2 separate regions of the Mus musculus genome follow, and region 1 is linked to region 2. A link is a loop called in an ENCODE intact Hi-C map of the cell type or tissue named here. Cell type or tissue: left cerebral cortex. All regions are shown on one strand. Each heading gives the region's core, and the rest is flanking DNA. Links, peaks and the distances in the headings are about the cores only.

Region 1 (9,026 bases), core at 339-8,338, 130 kb after region 2:
TCTTTACAGACCTTGAAGGGACAATACTCAATTTTATATGGAAAAAGAAAAAAAACTCATGATAGCTAAAACAACTTTGAACAATAAGAGAACTTTCTGAGGTATCCGCATCCCTGATGTTAATCTGTAGTACAGAGCAACAGTAATAAAAACAGCAGTAATAAAAGGCACAAAAACAGATAGGTTGATCAACTGAATTGAATCGAAGACCCAGACACCTATTGAGATCTGATTTTTTTATTATAATGAAGTGAGAAATACACACTGGAAAAAAGAAAGCATCTTCAACAAATGGTGTTGGTCTAACTGGACAGCTGCATGTAGAATTATCCTTACTTACCACCCTGAACAAAACTCAAGTCCAAGTGGATTAAAGACTCCTGAACCTGAAAGGAGAGGAAGTGGGGAGTAGCCTTGAATGCCTCCTCTGCTAACAAGAGACAACTTCCTAAACAGAACACTGATAGTGCAAGGCCCTAAGATTAACAATTAATAAATGGGACCTCATGAAACTGAAAAGCTCCTGTAAGGCAAAGTGTACTGTAATAGGACAAAACTGACAGCCTACAGAATGGGAAAAGATTTTCACCAACCCCATATCCAACAGAGGACTACTATCCAAAATATATTTAAAACGAACTATAGAAAGTAGACATTAAAAAACTAAATAATCCAATTTAAAAATGGGGTACAGACTAAACAGAGAATTCTCATAGAGAAGTCTCAAATGGTTGAGAATACTTAAAGAAATTTATTGACTGGGATAAAAAAATACACAAACACACACACACACACACGACAGCTCATGCTGATGAGTATATAGAGCAAGGGGAACAAACACTCTTCCATTGCTGATGGGAATGCAAACTTGTATAACCACTATGGAAATCAATACGGTGTTTCCTCAGAAAATTGGGACTCAGTCTACCTCATGACCCACTATTGGGTGTACTCCATCCTACCACAAGGACACTTGCTCAACTGTGTTTATAGTGGCTTTATTCATAATGTCCAGGAATGAGAAACCACCTAGATGCCCCTCAACTGAAGAATAGATAAAGAAAATGTGGTACATTTACACAATGGAGAAGTACTCAGTGGTTAGAAAAATGGATGGAACTAGAAAAAAAATCATCTTGAGAGAGTTGACAGCTCCAGAAAGACAAACATGATATGTACTCATAAATGGATATTAGTTGTTACATAAAGGATAATCACACTACAATCCACAGACCAGAGAGGCTAAGTATCAAGGAAGGCTCGGGGAAGGGGGAGGCGGGGACAGGTATGCATGGAACTCCCTCAAAGGGGCAATAGAATAGATTTTGTAGGCCGGCTGAGAGCAGAGGGGAGTGGGAACAGGAGGAAGAAGGGATAGACAAAGGGAGAGAATATGGGGAGAGATGACCAGAATAGAGGAGCATTTAGAGGGCAATGTGGAAACTGAATTCAGTGGACACTTCCTGAAATATATGAGGGTTTTCTTAGCAAGGACTTCTGGTAATGGAGGATACGGAGACTGAACTGGCCCTCTTCTGTAACAAGGCAAGGTTTCCAGTGGTAGGACTGGAACACCAACCTAGCCACAAAACCCTTGACCTATATATAACCTATCCTGCCTGCAGGATGTGCTGGGGCAATGGAGGCTCAGAGCTTGTGGGAGTTGCCAACCAATGACTGATCTAACCTGAGGCCCACACTAGGAGAGGGAGACAGTACCTGGAGAGCCAGGAACCGGAAGCTGAACCGGAAGCAGAGACCTAGGGTAGAACCAAACACTACTGATAAAAAAAAAGTTAGTAAAATGATTCCTGCTATTCTTCTATGCTCATTGATCAGCGCCTAGCCCAATCCTCATCAGAGAGACTTCCTCCAGCAGCTGATGGGACTGGATGCAGAGACCCACAGCCAGACATAAGGCAGAGCTCAGGGATCCCACAGGAGAGTGAGAGGAAGGATTGTGGGAGCCAGAGGGTTTGAGGTGAACCAGGAGAACACAGGCCACAGAATCAACACAACAGGGCCCATAGAGGCTCACAGAGACTGAAGCAACACTCATGGAGCCTGCGCGGGTCGGCGCTAAGTCTTCTGCATACAAGCTATGATTGTCTAGCTTGGAGGTTTAGTGGGACACCTAACTGTGGGAGTGGGCTGTCTCTGACTCTTTCGCCAACTTGCTTTTGGTCATAGTGATTTGTTTTGTTTTGTTTTGTTTTAAAGACTTATTTACTTTATTTATACAAGTACACTGTCGCTGTCTTCAGACACACCAGAAGAGGGCATCTGATCCCATTACTGATGGTTTTGAGCCACCATATGGTTGCTGGGAATTGATCTCAGGACCTCTGTAAGAGCAGTCAGTGCTCTTAACTGCTGAGCCATCTCTCTAGCCCCAGGTCATAGTTTCTTTGTTTGTTTGTTTTCTCACAGAGATGGTAATCCGAACTAGAACAATAATAATTCAAGACAGCACCCCCCATGTTATATGTTTTATACATTTTAAGAAAAAAGTATTTACAGTTCTCTGGGAACAGGGATTGGTTGTTTCTGCAGCAAAGGTGCTCTATCCTCTCTTCTTCCTGTACTTGTATGAGCCGAGTAGGCAGTTGGCCATGGGTCTTTTCTGTGCATCTTTATTACTGAATGCAGGCTAGAGAGGCATCCCTGTGTCTGAACACAGCTGCACGGGACAGGGCAAAACCTCAAAGAGTTTGTAAAAACGGGCAAGCTTCTACTCATAACCTAAAATAAATCAAAATTTATTTTTTAAAAAAAAAAATCCATGACACATGGATTCTTGTTAGTTTCCGCCTCTGAAAATTGTCTTTTCCTAGCCATAAATATCGAGTTAAGACTACCTTCCCTAGGGATTACAATTTCTGTCCACTAACTGAAATAATGTTGAAATTACTTGAGAGAACAAAGAACAAATTGTTCCAAAGCCCAATGAAATGTTTCAAAAGTTCTATTCATCAGGGTTTAAATTTTTTTTATGTGTATGAATGCATGCTTGCATCTCGGTATGAACAGCATATGCATACTTGGTAATCAAGATCAGAAAAGGGTGTTGGACCCCCTGGAACTGGAGTTACAGGGAGTTAGTTGTAGGCCACCATGTGAACTCTGGGAATCAAACCTGGGTCCTCTGGAAGAGCATCAAGCGCTGTTCCTACGGTGCCAGCTCTCCAGACTCACAACTAATCTTGCTTGTCAGCTTGCTACACCTGGAATCAATCTTATCAGTCCGAAAATTGCTGAAGGAAGACCTCAGACACAGATAATATGTAAGGACAAAGAGTGTTTATTCTGCAGAAAGAACCAGCATGTAGGGGGTCAATCTTTTTTTCTTTTTGTTTTTTGTTTTGAAATGGTAACCCCAGACAAAGGCAGACCTTTTTATAGGGAACCAGGGGAACTCTATAGAAGGATTGGGTAATGTAAAATTTCATTGGTGGATGCTGGGGGGGGTGGGGGGGGAGGCGGTCACAGGTGGTCAGTGGTTTGCATTCCTATGTCCTGTACGTTTAACCGTAGGATGAGAGAGGGCTTCAAAGCACAGATGGCCCATCCTGAGATTTTTGTGATTATCCTCAGGCTGTTCTTTGCGAAGGGGTTTTATGATCTTGTTCTGAATTTGATGATCTGTCCCTAGAGCTTCTTTCTAAATCAGGCTTGCTCCTTAAATGGAGACAAATGGCGCTTATATTGTCCTTTCACAACTAAAACCCAAGCAGCTGGGCACATCTGTGAGAGATTCTTCTTGATTAAAGCATTTGACAGAGAAAGGCTCACCCTAAATCTGGGGTGGCAAGATTCATCCTAAATCTATGCCACGCCTTCTGGCGGCAACCCACATAAAGGGACATGGAAGAAGGGAGCTTTTGCTTTTTGTCTGCCTGCCCCCGCCTCCCTGGCAACGTCGGGGAGTTGGTCCTGTGTACTGTATATCCAGATGTGTACTGTATATCCAGATGCTGACTTTTGTGCCTAGACATCTGGCTACAGTATGGACGATGGCATAGCCAAGTATCTCTGGTCTCAGTGTGAAAGATCCTGGCAGAATGTAAAAGGACACAGAAGCCCTGAAATTGGCAAGATAGACGTCAGTGTTAGCAGAACTAGCTTCACTGATTTAGAAAAATAGAGGTGCACAATGCTCTGGCCACTCCTTGAACCTGTGTGTCTGCCAATGTTCTAACCAGGTGTGTGCCCATTGCTGCACCTTCATTAGACTCTTTCCTTGTACCCCTCCCATACCCATTTCTTGAGAATAGACATTGTTTAGATCTGGAAATCCCCTAATCTCCCCCTTCTCCTTTCCCCCCTGAGGGCCTATAAAAACTGGGAACTCTTTCTCCTCGAGGACGACTCCTCTACCCCTGCGTGGGATATGAGTCGTCCCCAGAGCTCTGGCTTTCCCCGAATAAAGTCTCATGTGGTTTGCAACAAGCTCGGTCTGTCGTGAGTTCTTGGGTGTCCGCTATTGTCCTGAGGCCTGAGCGAGGGGCTCCTCTCGGAGTCTTTCAAGTGTTATGTAAAAATTGTTTTCCATCATGTCTGATTGGTTAGTAAGGAGCTGATCAACCTATGACTGGGCAGGAGAGCACACTAGAAGTGGGACATTGATTGGATCCCAGTGAGAGGGTCCCAGGTAGGGAGAGAGAGGAGCAGAGAGAAGAAAGGTGTAAGAGAGACCACATGGAGACACCAGGAGGATTTGCGATGAGGTCTCCTTGAGAGAGCAGCTATGAACACAGAGCAGGCCGGAGCGAGACTCCGATGACAAGCAACAGGGCATTTAGCTGGGTGTTAACAGATTAGAGGGTTAGAATAACTCAGAACCTCCCGGGCGTAGTGCCAGCAGCTTGTTAATAAAAACAGCAGGTCTCTGTGCCTTTTATTTGAGAGCTATGGGGGATAAAGTGGGCATAGAAACACTCTGCAGAGATCTGGGAGCAAAGGGGAGCAGAGAAACCTCCCAGATACTCCTCCAGGCAAATCCATCTATCTTGCGGCTGAGGCATTCCTTTGTTGGTATTAGAACCTATTTCTTTGGGATTCCAACATATACTAAAGGCCAGCTGAAAAATTCAGCCTTGTGAAGCCTTTCTGTCAAGTAACAGCCATATCTGGACCCCCTGGAACTGGCCTATAGGTCACGATGGCTCTATAGATCACTATAGCCCATAGGTCTGTCTAACAAATCCCTTTTACTATATATTGATTCACCCTATTAGTTCTAGTCCTCTAGAGATCCCTGACTAAGACAGTGACCATGCATTATTTTAACTTCTAAAATATGAGCAGAAGTTACCTGTGTCACTTGCAGACTGAAAGACTTTCCTTCCGCTGCGGTGAGCAGTGTTTTTCTGGTTAGAAGTTGCTCCGTTAGCTTGGATCCTGGAGTAAAACCCACCCTAGTGCAGCAAACAATTTACCATGGACATAGAAGCAGAGTAAGAGATGAATCCTGGCTGTTTCAAGATGCAGAGATGTGGGAGTTGTAACCCAGCACTGCCTAGCTCAATGGTTCTTAACCAGTGGGTTGAGATCCATTTGGGGGTCGAATGGCCCTTTCACAAGGGTCTCCTGAGACCATCAGAAAACACAGGTATTTGCATCACAAATCATAACAGTTAGAAAAAAATATAATAGTGAGGTAGCAAGGAAAATAATTTTATGGTGGTGGTGGTGGGGCCATCATAACAGGAGGAACTGTTTTAAACAGGCACCACATTAGGAAGGTTGAGAGCCATAGGCTTAGCCTAACAGAATCCTTAATGCAGCTCTAGATTGTGGAGACCTGACACCTCAGTGTAGTTGAAGACACTAGAAGACTGCTAACTGTGAAGAAATCCAGAGGCAGGGGCCAGGTCACAACTCTGTAATTGAAAGAACAACATGAGACTTGGAATCCCAGCATAGAGTGGCTGAGACATGAGGATCAAGAGTTCAAGGCCAGCTGGGACCACATAATAAGAACTTGTTTAAAAATAAAAGGAAGGAAGGAAGGAAGGAAGGAAGGAAGGAAGGAAGGAAGGAAGGAAGTGCTTCATCCCCTGTAGCTTGGGGTCTGGATCCCTGGCTAGGAGTGGCAAAGGAATGAAGAAACGACATACACACAAGTAGTGAAGCTGGGATCAGGTGGGGTTCTTTAAGGCTACCCCTACAGCCAACCTTTGGGCTACAGAATGTCAAGTAAGAAAGCCCAGCATCCTATTGGGGCTACCAGCTAAGGGGAAGCCAACGGAGTCTGCCACAGAGTAGGACTTCTGCCATCCTTCAGACCCCATCTCCAAACAATAAGACACCGGTTTGAGAGCTCCTGGGTGCAGCTGGATATTGGCTGCCTCTGGATACCAGCGTTTAGGGAAGTAACAAGAGTCTAGACACCAGCACAAAGCAGGGCGTTGAGCCCCGAACTGGGACTCAGACGAAACAAAAGGCATTTGAGGCTTTAAAAACAGCTCCGACTTCCACTCCATCCCTAGAATTTCTAGATTCCTTAAAACCTTTGTATGTGCTTGTCCATGAAACAGAAGACAAAAGTGGCTTTAAGCCAAACTTTGGGGGCATGGAAACACCACCTTGTGACAAATCTGTCTAAGGGGTTGGACCCTGTAGCTACAGGATGCCCCATCTGTCTGAAATATGATGGCTATTGATAGTTTAATGAAGAAAAGGAAGCGAGTTAACTCTGGGTCAAGATCATATATACACAGCACCCCAAAGCATGGTTGAGGTCCTCCCCTCTGAGGAACACCTATCTATCTAATGTCTGTGTGACCCAGTACCAGAATCTACTCCTGGCCCACTCCCTGTCATAAATTCAGCTACCCTCTTGCCTGATGACACAGTTGTTCATCCATGACTGTCAGGAGATACCAGGTACCTGGAAACTTCAATAGCTACTTTAGTGGAAACTATTTGAGCCCAAGCCGGGTACCTCAGCCCAGAGGGCAGAACTGACTGACCTGACCCAGACTCTCAGTGAGGAAAATGAAAGTCCACCCGACTATACACAGGCCATCAGACTACTGGGCATGTCCATGGTATTATCTATAGAGAAAGTGGGCTTCTCACTGTTGGGAAAAAGATATTAAAAAATCTTGGCTCACCAGGTGGTAGCATCACATGCCTTTAAATTTAGCACTTGGGAGGCAGAGGGAAGCAGATCTCTGTGAGTTCAAAGCCAGCCTGGTCTACAAAGTGAGTTCCAGAACAGCCAGGGCTGTTACACAGAGAAATCCTGTCTCAAAACAAAACAAAACAAAACCAACCAAACACCACCACCACCACCACCACCAACAACAACAACAACAACAACAACAAAACCCAGAAAAATCTTGTTTGGCCCTCCTAAAGGCCATCTGGCTTCCCCTATAAATTGCTGTCCTCTACTGCTGGGCTTCTGACCTGGCCACACAAGGAACAGCCCTAAGACCATTTGGGCAGGTTGATAATATACCATGTCCTGGTACTGCCTGAGACTCTATGGTAAAGAAAAAAATGGATAGCTCAAACCCACAGGTTAATGGAGGACACCAGAGGGAAAGACCACTCTCCCAGAAACAACAGGCAAAACTGTTGGTAACTGACCTTCACCGGGCTATTCATCTGGGGTCCAAAAAACTTTCTGTGTTGCTCAGACCAAGGTATGTTATACCTAGACTGGACAGTCTAGTGTCTCAGCCAGATGCCAGGTTTGTGCTCAAGAGAATCAAAAATAAAAAGCCCTTTACCAGATAGGGGTCCAAATGAGAGGTCAACACCCCAGTGAACTCTGGGAAAACTGACTTCATCAAGATCCAGCCTGCTCTAGAAGACACATAAACCCCTATCACAATCTCATTTTTCTTCCTACTTTCCACCAATAAACCAAAGTTTTCCTAGATTGTCTCTTATTATGGACTTCTGAAACCATTTCAATGTGTATGAAAAGACTGAAAAACCTTAAAACCAACAGACAGAAACTCACCAATGCTCGTAGTTTTTATAGATACCTTTTCTAGATGGCTAGAAGTATCCCCACCAAGACTGAAACTGCTCAAATTGTAGCTAAAAAGTTCTTCCAGGATTTGTTCCCTTGATTTGGCCTCCCCCTAGCAATGGGGTCTGACAATGGCCTGGCTTTCCTAACCAAAACCTCTCAACTAATAGCTAAAGCTTTTAGACACAGATTAAATGCTTTGTTGTACATGTAGACCTCAGAGTTCTGGCCAGGCAAAAAGAATAAACAGAACATAAAAAGAAACCCTAACAAAACTCCCACTAGAGTCCAGCAAAGGATAGACAGGCTACCTTCCTATGCTTTGCTTCAGTCGACTGCATCCCATATAGTGAGGGATTTACCCTCCTCTGAGAATATATTTGGAAGACACTCCCCACTGCTTCCCAGGCTAAGAAACCATCAGTTGGCAGAATTCTTTAGCCATTCCTTTTTCAAGTCACTACAGGCCCACCAGTCCCCCATACAGGCTATTCAATTACTATCTGAGAGACCCAGCCAACCTCCAATTCCACCAGCAGTTTCCACTTGTTCAAGTCCGATGATACGTCTGGATCAAGTGAGTAGCCGAGAGGGTGTGAAGTTAACCTGGAGAGGACCCTGCACGACGATTCTCTTCACTCCTACGACAGTGAAGACGGCTGCCACTATACCATTGGTCTGCCACACCCAGGTCAAGAAAGAAGAAGCCACGGGCAATTGCTGCCAAGTGGACAAACGGACTGTCTCTGGACTATGGGCTCATTGAAATTAAGGTTTAATGGAGCCCCAGGCCCTTCCACTCCCTGCCCGTCTCCCTCCTCCTGAGTCTTGTGGTTTGCACCATGGATATGAATGCAAGGTCATGGTCCAAGACTCATTGTCCTCAGGCCTGGACTGGAACCTGAGAAAGGTAGGTACAATGAAGGGTTTAGCTAGTGTGACCTTGATTTGCTGATGTCTACTCTAGTGTCTGGATGTATACAGAATGGAAAAGATTACGGGAATTTATATTTTGAGATAGTAATACAAAGTTTAC
Region 2 (9,026 bases), core at 508-8,507:
AAATGCTTTTAAAAACAATCTTATGGGCTCAACAGTGTAACTTGGCACAGATCCTGCCCAGGGCACATGAAGACCTGGATTCCATGCCCAGCACTGCATACAACCTGTCCTTGTAGCACACCTCTGAAATCCCTGGAGACTCAGAAATCAAGTTCCCTTCAGCAACATAGCAAGTTCAAGGTCAACCTGGACTAAGTGAGACCCTTGTCTTAAAATAATAATAATGAGATAAGACAGGGGCTGGAGAGATGTCTCTGTGGTTAACAGTGCTGACTACTTCTCCAGAGGACCTGTAAGACCCCCGAAGGGAGACCCTCACTCAAGTCTCGGGATAATAGCAGACCCCCAAGAACTCATGAGAGACCAAACTTGATGCAAACCACATGAGGCTTTATTCGGGGAAAGCAGGAGTTCTGGGGACAACTCATATCCCATGCAGGGGTAGAGGAGTCGACCCAGAGGGGAAAGGGGTCCCAGTTTTTATAGGTCCTCAAGGGGGAAAGGAGAAGGAGGGAATAGGGGATTTCCCAATCTAAACAATATCTATTCTCAAGAAATGGGTATGCGAGGGGTACAAGGAAAGAGTCTGGTGCAGGTGCAGTAACTCTGGATTGGCCCGGCTGTGGTTGCTGGGGAGATTTTCTGACTCTTCCCTAGCAACCAATATCACAAACACCTGGTAGTGGACTTCATCAGTGGGCACACACCTGGGTTCAAGGAACGGTTAGAACATTGGCAGACACACGGGTTCAAGAAGCAGCCAGAGCATTGTGCACCTCCATTTTTTTAAATCAGTGAAGCTAGTTCTGCTAACAATGAAATCTATTTTGCCAATTTCAGGGCTTCTGTGACCTTTTACATTCTGTTAGGATCTTTCAGACCCAAGTTCAGTTCCTAGCACTTATACAAGAGGGCTCACAACTGTCTGTAACTCCAGCCCTGAGGGATCCAAAGCCCTCTTCTGGTCTCAGCAGACACACACACACACACACACACACACACACACACACACCAAATATTTTTTAAAATTTAATAATAAAATTGTAAAATAAAAACAGTCTGGAGAAATGCCTCAGTGGATAAGAACCCTCACTGTATAAACATGAAGACCTATGTTCAGATCCCAGGACCACGTATGAAACAAAAGGCCAAGTATGGTGACATACTTGTAACTCTGGAGTTGGGAGCTTGGGGATATGGAGACACATAGATTACTGCTGCTACCAGCCTAGATCCAAGCTCAATGGGAAACCCTGTTTCAAATGAATAAGATAGTCTGGAGAGATGGTTCAGTTGTTAAGGACTAAGCCCACAGCCAAAATGTCAAACAAATAAAGTAGACAGTAGTAGGGCAGGATACTCAATGTCTTCCTCTGGCTTCTGCACGCACACTTACAGGCATGTCTGCCTCCCCTTACATACATATGCCACACCCTCACATTCATACACATAATAAATAAGATTCAGATCTTAGAATTACCCACCCTGCAAAGTTCTACTTCCTCCCACTAGTATCACCTGCAGGACCAAGGCTAAACATTCAACCTTTGGGATTTGATTCAAATGATAGTGTAGTACTGCATCCTACAGACACCTAAAACTTAGACCATTAACGGGTCAAAGAACCTTGGGTTGTTTTCATTTTGTGAGTATGGGTTAAGGCCCTGTGGTGGCTATTCCTGGATGTCTACTTGACTACATCTGCAATGAACTACAATCCAGAATTGGAGGATGCACTTGTGATCCAGATCTTGAGGCTGGAAGACACGGGCTTATAACTGGATCTTGGCATGGAGATCTTGAGGCACAGTAGCCATGAAAAGCTTAGGCCCAGGCAAGGCAGTACATGCCTTTAATACCAGGAGACTGAGGCAAGCAGATGTCTGCATTCAAGGCCAACCTGGGACAACGCAAGTCCCAGATCCAGGTGTGGTGGTATATACCTTTAATCTGGGCCACACCTTCTGCTGGAGGCCTACATAAGGACAATGGAAGAAGGAAGACTCATTCTTCTTCACCTGCTTGCTCTTACTTGCCAGCACATCTGTTGGAGCCTACTTCTTCAGGAATCCAGCTTCTACAGAAGACCAGCTGAAACAATCAGCCTCGTGGGACTGAGCAGCTACTAGAGTCTTGAACTTCCCATCCACAGCTGCCCATTGTTGGTTAGTTGGGTTGCCGACTTTTAAGTCGTTACTATGAAGTTCTGTGTCTCTAGAGGACCCCAACTAATACAGGCACCAGACATGTTAGTATATGAGGCTTATGTGAAAACGAACCTTCCCTTTCCTTGATCCACCACACAGCAAGTACATGTTTAGTTTCATGATGGACTAAGTGTTTTCTAACATGGCTGCACTGTCTTGAGAGTCACAGTGACAACAGGAGAGATTTGGCGCTCCCTCATGTCATTCAGTATTGTCAAGGGTCTTCGGTTTTGAAACAATCGTCATAACTTCACCAGGGTATTCTCAGTTTTAACTCACACTTCTCTAACATCAAGGTGAGCTTTGTAGTGTCACTTTTTAGAAAACATTTTGAAAATATTATTTAAAAGAAACAACATTAAGCTAGTAAAATGTCTCCAAGAGTAAGGCCACAATTTGACCAAGACTCATGACCTGAGTTCAGTCCCTGGACCCACATGAAACAGAGACAGACTCTCCACAAGTTGTCCTTTGACCATTACAAGTGTGTGCATACACATACACACATGCACACGCACACATATGTACATATACATGAACATGCAAACATGTACACACAAATGCATGCATGCATACATACATACATACATACATACATACATGGTAAATAATACAAATTAAAAAGGACAGCCCCACCATCTGGTGCAGCTTAGTAGCAGGGCACTTTGCCCAACAACATGAAACCCTGGATTCAATTATGTACAAGAACAACAAAACCAGAAGACCATAAAATTTTGGGTATTAAAAGACATAATAAGGGTTTTGTTTGTTTTTTTTTTTTTGTTTTTGCTTTTGTTTTTATGGTTTCTGCTTTTGAAGTGTGCTGTACCCAAGAATCACGTGCCTTCTTTCCTTCAAGAGAACCCAGTTCCTTAAACAAAAGCATGAAGGTTTGAAGGTTTGAATGGGCTTAACTTTTCTCAAACTCAGTTGAAATTTAAAATCATCTAGAAGATTTAAAACTCCTGACAGCTTATCTCCTAAAAGAAAACCCCACCAGACTGTCTAGGGAGGCCAAGCACTAGTATAAAATTCTGATATGTAATGGTGAGATTACAACAAAAACAAAAACTGTCTTTACACAGTGAAGGGAGAGAGCCCCTGGATTGATTTATCCGATTCCCAACTTCTGTTTCTATTTGTGTTACTTACTTCTTACTCCTTAGTGAGATGCTGTCTCCTTGTCGCCCAGGCAGCAGCACCCTGCCCTGGCCAGTACTGCTGCCTCACACACCACAGTGCCTCGCTGGCATCACTTCAAAATTCCCATCCTCTTAGGCAGAAATTCTGCTCATTCTCCTGCACCTGCAGAGTCCCTTTGGCTGGGTGGGGATCCTCCCAGGAGTGTTAAAACATTTTGTTTCAACTCACTAGGGGCCAGCGGCCACCTCCCTCAAGCCTTCTGGTTACCAGATAACCAAAGAATCTCCAGACACTGCCAAATGTCCTCTGGTAGTAGACACCCCCAGCTCGCTAAGAATCTTGTTTCCCACAAGCCACAGAGAAGCAAACACAGCTCTGCCAAGGCTTCTTCAGATCACAGTGGGTCTTGCTGGTTCATCCCGTGCCCTCTTACCACAGCCACCATAACTTTATATTAAGTAAAGGTTCATTGAGTTACAGAGACAAAGTTCGGAGCAGAGCCTGAAGGAACGACCATCCAGAGACTGCCCCACTTGGGGATGCATCCCATAAACAACCACCAAACCCAGACATTAGGCAGATGCCAACAAGAGCCTGGGGATAGGAGCCTAATAGAGCTGTCTCCTGTGAGGCTCTGCCAGTGCCTGACAAATACAAAAGTGGATGCTCACAGTCATCCATTGGATGGAGCACAAGGTCCCCAGTGAAGGAGCTAGAGAAAGTCTCCAAGGAGCTAAAGGGGTTGTCTGCCCCATAGGAGGAACATCAGTATTAACTAACCAATACCCCCAGAACTCCTTGGAACTATATCACCAATCAAAGAAAACACATGGTGGGACTCATGGCTCTAGCTGCATATGTAGCTGAGGATGGCCTAGTCAGTCATCAATGGGAGGAGAGGTCCTTGGTCCTTTGAAGGTTCTATGCCCCAGTATAGGGGAATGCCAGAACCAGGAATGGGAGTGGGTGGGTTGGGGAACAGGGGGAGGGGGGGGGATAGGGGATTTTCAGAGGGGAAACTAGGAAAGGGGATAACATTTGAAATGTAAATAAAGAAAATATCAAAAAGAAAGAAAGAAAGAGAGAGAGAGAGAGAGAGAGAGGAAGGAAGGAAGGAAGGAAGGAAGGAAGGAAGGAAGGAAGGAAGGAAGGAAGGAAGAAAGAAAGAAAGAAAGAAAGAAAGAAAGAAAGAAAGAAAGAAAGAGAGGAAGGAAGGGAGGAAGGGAGGGAAGGAGGGAGGGAGGGAGGGAGGGAGGGAGGGAGGGAGGAAGGAAGGAAGGAAGGAAGGAAGGAAGGAAGAAAGGAAGAAAGGAAGAAAGGAAGAAAGGAAGAAAGAGGTAAAGGTTCAGTCTTCGACAGCCAGCAGAGGGCACCTCTAATGCCCAACTGTTTCTATTTTCTCCTGACTCCCCTGGAGGTAATGATAAGATAAAGGCATGGCTAGCTGCTTGACTTCAAAGCCCTGAGAGTTACAGGAGGGAAGTGTGGGCCAGAAGACAAGCCTGGGCCTAAGGGAATCTCTGAGGAGTCAGAAGGTAGGAGATCTGGGGAATCGGCAAGGTCAGTGGCCAAAGATGTAGGCCACTGACATGGAAATTAGTTCTAGAAACTGAAAAGGACCCTACCTGGAAAGGCTGACAAGGCGTGCACTGTGACATTTAAAACTCCTCTTCCTTTCATGTGATGCAATTAACCCAAGGAAGCATTACAGGAGCATCCTAAACAAGATTTAGCCACCCTTACTCATAGTTGTAGGAGGCTGAGGCAGGAGGCCTGCAAATTGAAGGCCACCCTGGTCTACACAGGGAGGCAGTGGCTCAGGAAAAAAAAAAAAAGGCCAAAAACAAAAATCAAAAGACACACAAACAAACAAACAAACAAAACACAAAACAACAACAAAACCAACAATAACAACCAAGGCCTGGGGGTGAAGCCCAGAGGCAAACACTTGCTCTAGTGCATAAGACTCTTGGCTGCATCCATCCCTGGTACTGCCCCAAACAACACTCTGAAAAAGCTTTTACAGTCCTTGCTTTTGTTCTTGACCTTATGCAGGAGCCCCAAAACCCTGCCACCATATTTTAAATTATAATGGCCATAGTATATTATGGCTTAGCAGTTTTTGTATCTACAACTTCGCAATGGCTTCCTTTGAACATGCGCTTCTAAAAGTCCAAAGAACCTACTGAGTGTTATGATCTTTGAAGTATACCCATTTGCTAGTTTTAAAACATATTCAATTCAGTCGAAACATCCCTGAAAAGACAATAAAATCTAAGAGCAGGTCATTGAGGCTGACACCTACACTTTACAGATACAAAAAGTGAAGACACAGAGACAGTAAAAGCCTGACCTAAGAAGCTAGTAGAGTTGACTCTGGACTGGAATTACAAAGTTTCCACCAAATTTCTGGAACAAACACAGGCAGGTTGGTCCTACAGCCTTTTACAGCAATCTTAATCCCATATACTTTTATGCTAATTTGTTAATGTCATTTGCTTTCACAGATGGCAAACTTTGGTAAATTACAAACTTTGGATCCTTTGAGGCAAAATGAACCTGTGTTTAAATGTTAACTCTGCCTAACTCTGAAAGTGAAAACGATAATGATGATCTTTGATCTAACACATCATTTTCTGCAGACGTGACTGAGACTGATGTAATGTTTCAGAAAGTATCAGATTTTCTTTAATCACTTTTTTTTTGGTAAGAATGATACAAAATACAGTTTTTTCTTTGGTAAATATGGTACAGAATGCTTAGTAGTAAATTAGTTATGCCTACAAGACAAAAAAACAAACAAACAAAAACAAAAAAACCTGAAGATAGATAGCATGGTAATCCAAGACCTGGGGACTCAAAGATACAAATGGAATATTTGCATCTTTTATTTACTGAGAATATTTATTTGTTGAGAGAAACATCGAGTAATACTTTATTAAAAGATTATGAAATACTCTGTGAATCTTCTCTGAGAGAGCTAAGCTGAGAGAATGAAATAACAACCAGACTGGAATTCATTCAGAAAAGGAACTGAAGCATTCTGGGCGGTTCTTGTCAAGATGGCCAAGTGTTTCATAACGGGTGGAGTTACCAAATTTCACGAATTGCGAAGAAGCCGGTCAAGATGAATAGAATGGCTAACTCTAAGATCACGGGTAATCCTGAACAAACTCACGTGGTGTTTAGGGAAGTTAACTCCGAAAGCACCTGCACAGAAACAGAACCAAGTATCTCCTTGAAACTTGTTCTCAAGATCTTCATCTGTTTTGCTGTTGATATTTGTATGACTGTTTCTCAGAAACTTTTCAAACCCAGAACTCAGATATATACAGTAGCAAGGCAGTGTAAATTTCCAGACGCTTTAAGCCACTACCAGAATCCAGCAACAGTAACAGCCGATGAGCTCTATAACAGTGATTTACACCTCTAAGGTGATTGCTCTATAGGGCAGGACCATTCCTCCCTTCCTTTGCCTCTCCAGACTTCACTCCCTGTTTCTGCTCCTAACATCCCAACCTGACCTCACTTTTTCAGCTGTATTATGGGCCAGGCAGTAATGATAAGAGTAACAGTATATTTAAAGGGAAAGTGATATGCTACCATCAGTCTGATACACGGTAGCTCTAAAGACCATTTGTACCATTAACTTATGGAACTTTAGGGTCATCTGAACACACAGAGTGAAGAATAGTTTAAACCATCTGCAACATAGTATTCTGTCCTTTTGTTTCAGTTCTTGCACTATAAGCAGATGTTCTTTTTATTCTGACTACTGCTAGTCTCAATGAAAATGGCCCCCCATAGGCTCACAGGGAGTGGCACTACTAAGAGATGTGGCCTTGTTGGAGGAAGTGTGTCACTGAGGGTGGGCCTTGAGGTTTCAGATGCTCAAGCCAGGACCAGTGTCACTCTCTCTTCCTGCTGCCTGCCAATCTGGATTTTTATTTGTTTAATTTTATTTTCTGATTGCTGCCCCCCTTCCCTGTTACCTTCTCCCACAATCCTTCCCTCATCCTCCCCACCTATTCCACCAACAGTGTTGGGGTTGGTATATGCAGACGTGTTGGGTCCCCAGGTGGGGCAGTCCCCGGTTGGCCCTTCCTTCAGTCTCTGTTCCATTTTTTGTCCCTGTTCTTCCTTTGGACAGGAACATTTCTGGGTTATAAACTTTGAGATAGGTGAGTGGCCCTATCCCTCGACTGGGGACCATGCCTATCTACTGGATGTGGTCTCTACAGGTTCTATCTCCCCCTTCTCTGCACTTTTCAGCTAAAGTCATCCCCATTGGGTCCTGGGAGGCTCATGTTTCTGTAACCCCATTGGAAGAACAACATAGGCTGGCCTGACCACCCAGTGCTCTCAGAGACTAGACCACCAACCAAGAAGTATACCTGGAGAGATCCACGACTCCAGATACACATGTAGCAGAGGATGGCCTTGCCTGATAGCAATGGGAGGAGAAGCCTTTGGTCCTGGGGAGGTTTGATGCCCCGTGTAGGAGGATGCTGCAGTGGTGGGGTGGGAAAGTGTGGGTGGGTGGGGGAGCACCCTCATAAAGGCAAAGAGGAGTAGGGAGGGCAGATGTGGAATGGGGGGATTGGTGGATGGGTAACAGGGAAGTGGGATATCATTTGAGATGTAAACGAATGGAATGATTAATAAAAAAAGAAAAAGAAAGAAAGAAAGAGAGAGAGAGAGAAAGAAAGAGAAAAGAGAGAAAGAATACCCCGACCTTTACATAGAGAGGTGATAAATTTACCAGACGTTCTTTCACAGCTAGACTCTAAGGGTTTCTGGATTTGGATCTAACTACTTAGGTTCAAATCCTGATTCTGCTTCTCATAGTGAAGATATAAAAGAAAAATAAAAACAAAACTACCTGCCTCTTAGCAAGGCTCAATCAGCTAACATGGACACTTGTGTGGAAGGCTTGCAATAGATAGCAATAGATATTTTAGCATCTCCAAGAACTAGCTAGGAGAGTTGCATTTGCCACTCAGATAAATACAACAAAGGAGTGTGCCCTAAGAAAAATCAGTTAAAGAAGCCAAAGAAAGAGGTTGGGACAGTGAAGCCTGGATTTCTCTGTTCCAGGTAACTCTAGAAGAGAAAATGGGGGTCAGTAATGCAACAATGGGGTGAAATGATGAATGAATTGGAAGCTGCAGCAGAAACGAAGGGTGATCATAACATCATTGTTTAGGGGCCCCAAATCAAATAGCAGGCTTCAGGGAATAGGAGAGGGTACACTCACCTGTGACACAGCTCAGTGTTCATGGCTGCGCTTTGACCTTGCTCTCCAAAGGTCGTGTGTTACAAAGTTAATCCCCAGGGCAACGGTGTCAGGAAGTGGTACTTTTAAGAGGTGATAAAGCCAGGAGGCTATGTCTTTCTGAACAGATTAGTGTCCTTATCACAAAAGTAAGTTTGTCCTCTCTTTCTTTCCCTCCCTGCCCCTGTGGATTTTTCTACTCCCCCTACCCACCCCCCAACTCTTCCCTTCTCCTCTAGCCGTGATGTCCTCCCCCACCTATAACACAGAAGAAAGCCCTCACTAGGTATATCCCTCCATCTTAGACAGCTCAGCCTCCAGAACCACAGACGACACATTTCTGTTCATTATTAATTACCCAGGTAAAGCAGAAGGAGGAGGAAGATGTCAAACTCCAGTAG

Evidence for each region. A loop is a pair of places that touch in the nucleus more often than their neighbours do. Peaks named below come from ENCODE experiments on the same cell type or tissue, not always from the same donor. Only the 100,000 strongest peaks of a DNase experiment are listed, where the experiment ranks them.
Region 1: it touches region 2 in a loop (1.9-fold over the local background); 6 of 42 quality-filtered maps call a loop at or near these places.

What each region holds. Positions count from the first base shown.
Region 1 is chr19:29,070,782-29,079,807 of GRCm38, reverse strand. No RefSeq gene overlaps it. Among named protein-coding and RNA genes, the nearest start is that of Gm9895, 8.0 kb to the right of the region's middle. In left cerebral cortex, for the core only: no CTCF peak of the experiment used is centred there; a DNase peak (open chromatin) is centred at 4,808.
Region 2 is chr19:29,199,301-29,208,326 of GRCm38, reverse strand. No RefSeq gene overlaps it. Among named protein-coding and RNA genes, the nearest start is that of Gm41829, 42 kb to the left of the region's middle. In left cerebral cortex, for the core only: a CTCF peak has its summit at 4,744 (motif pointing right); no DNase peak of the experiment used is centred there.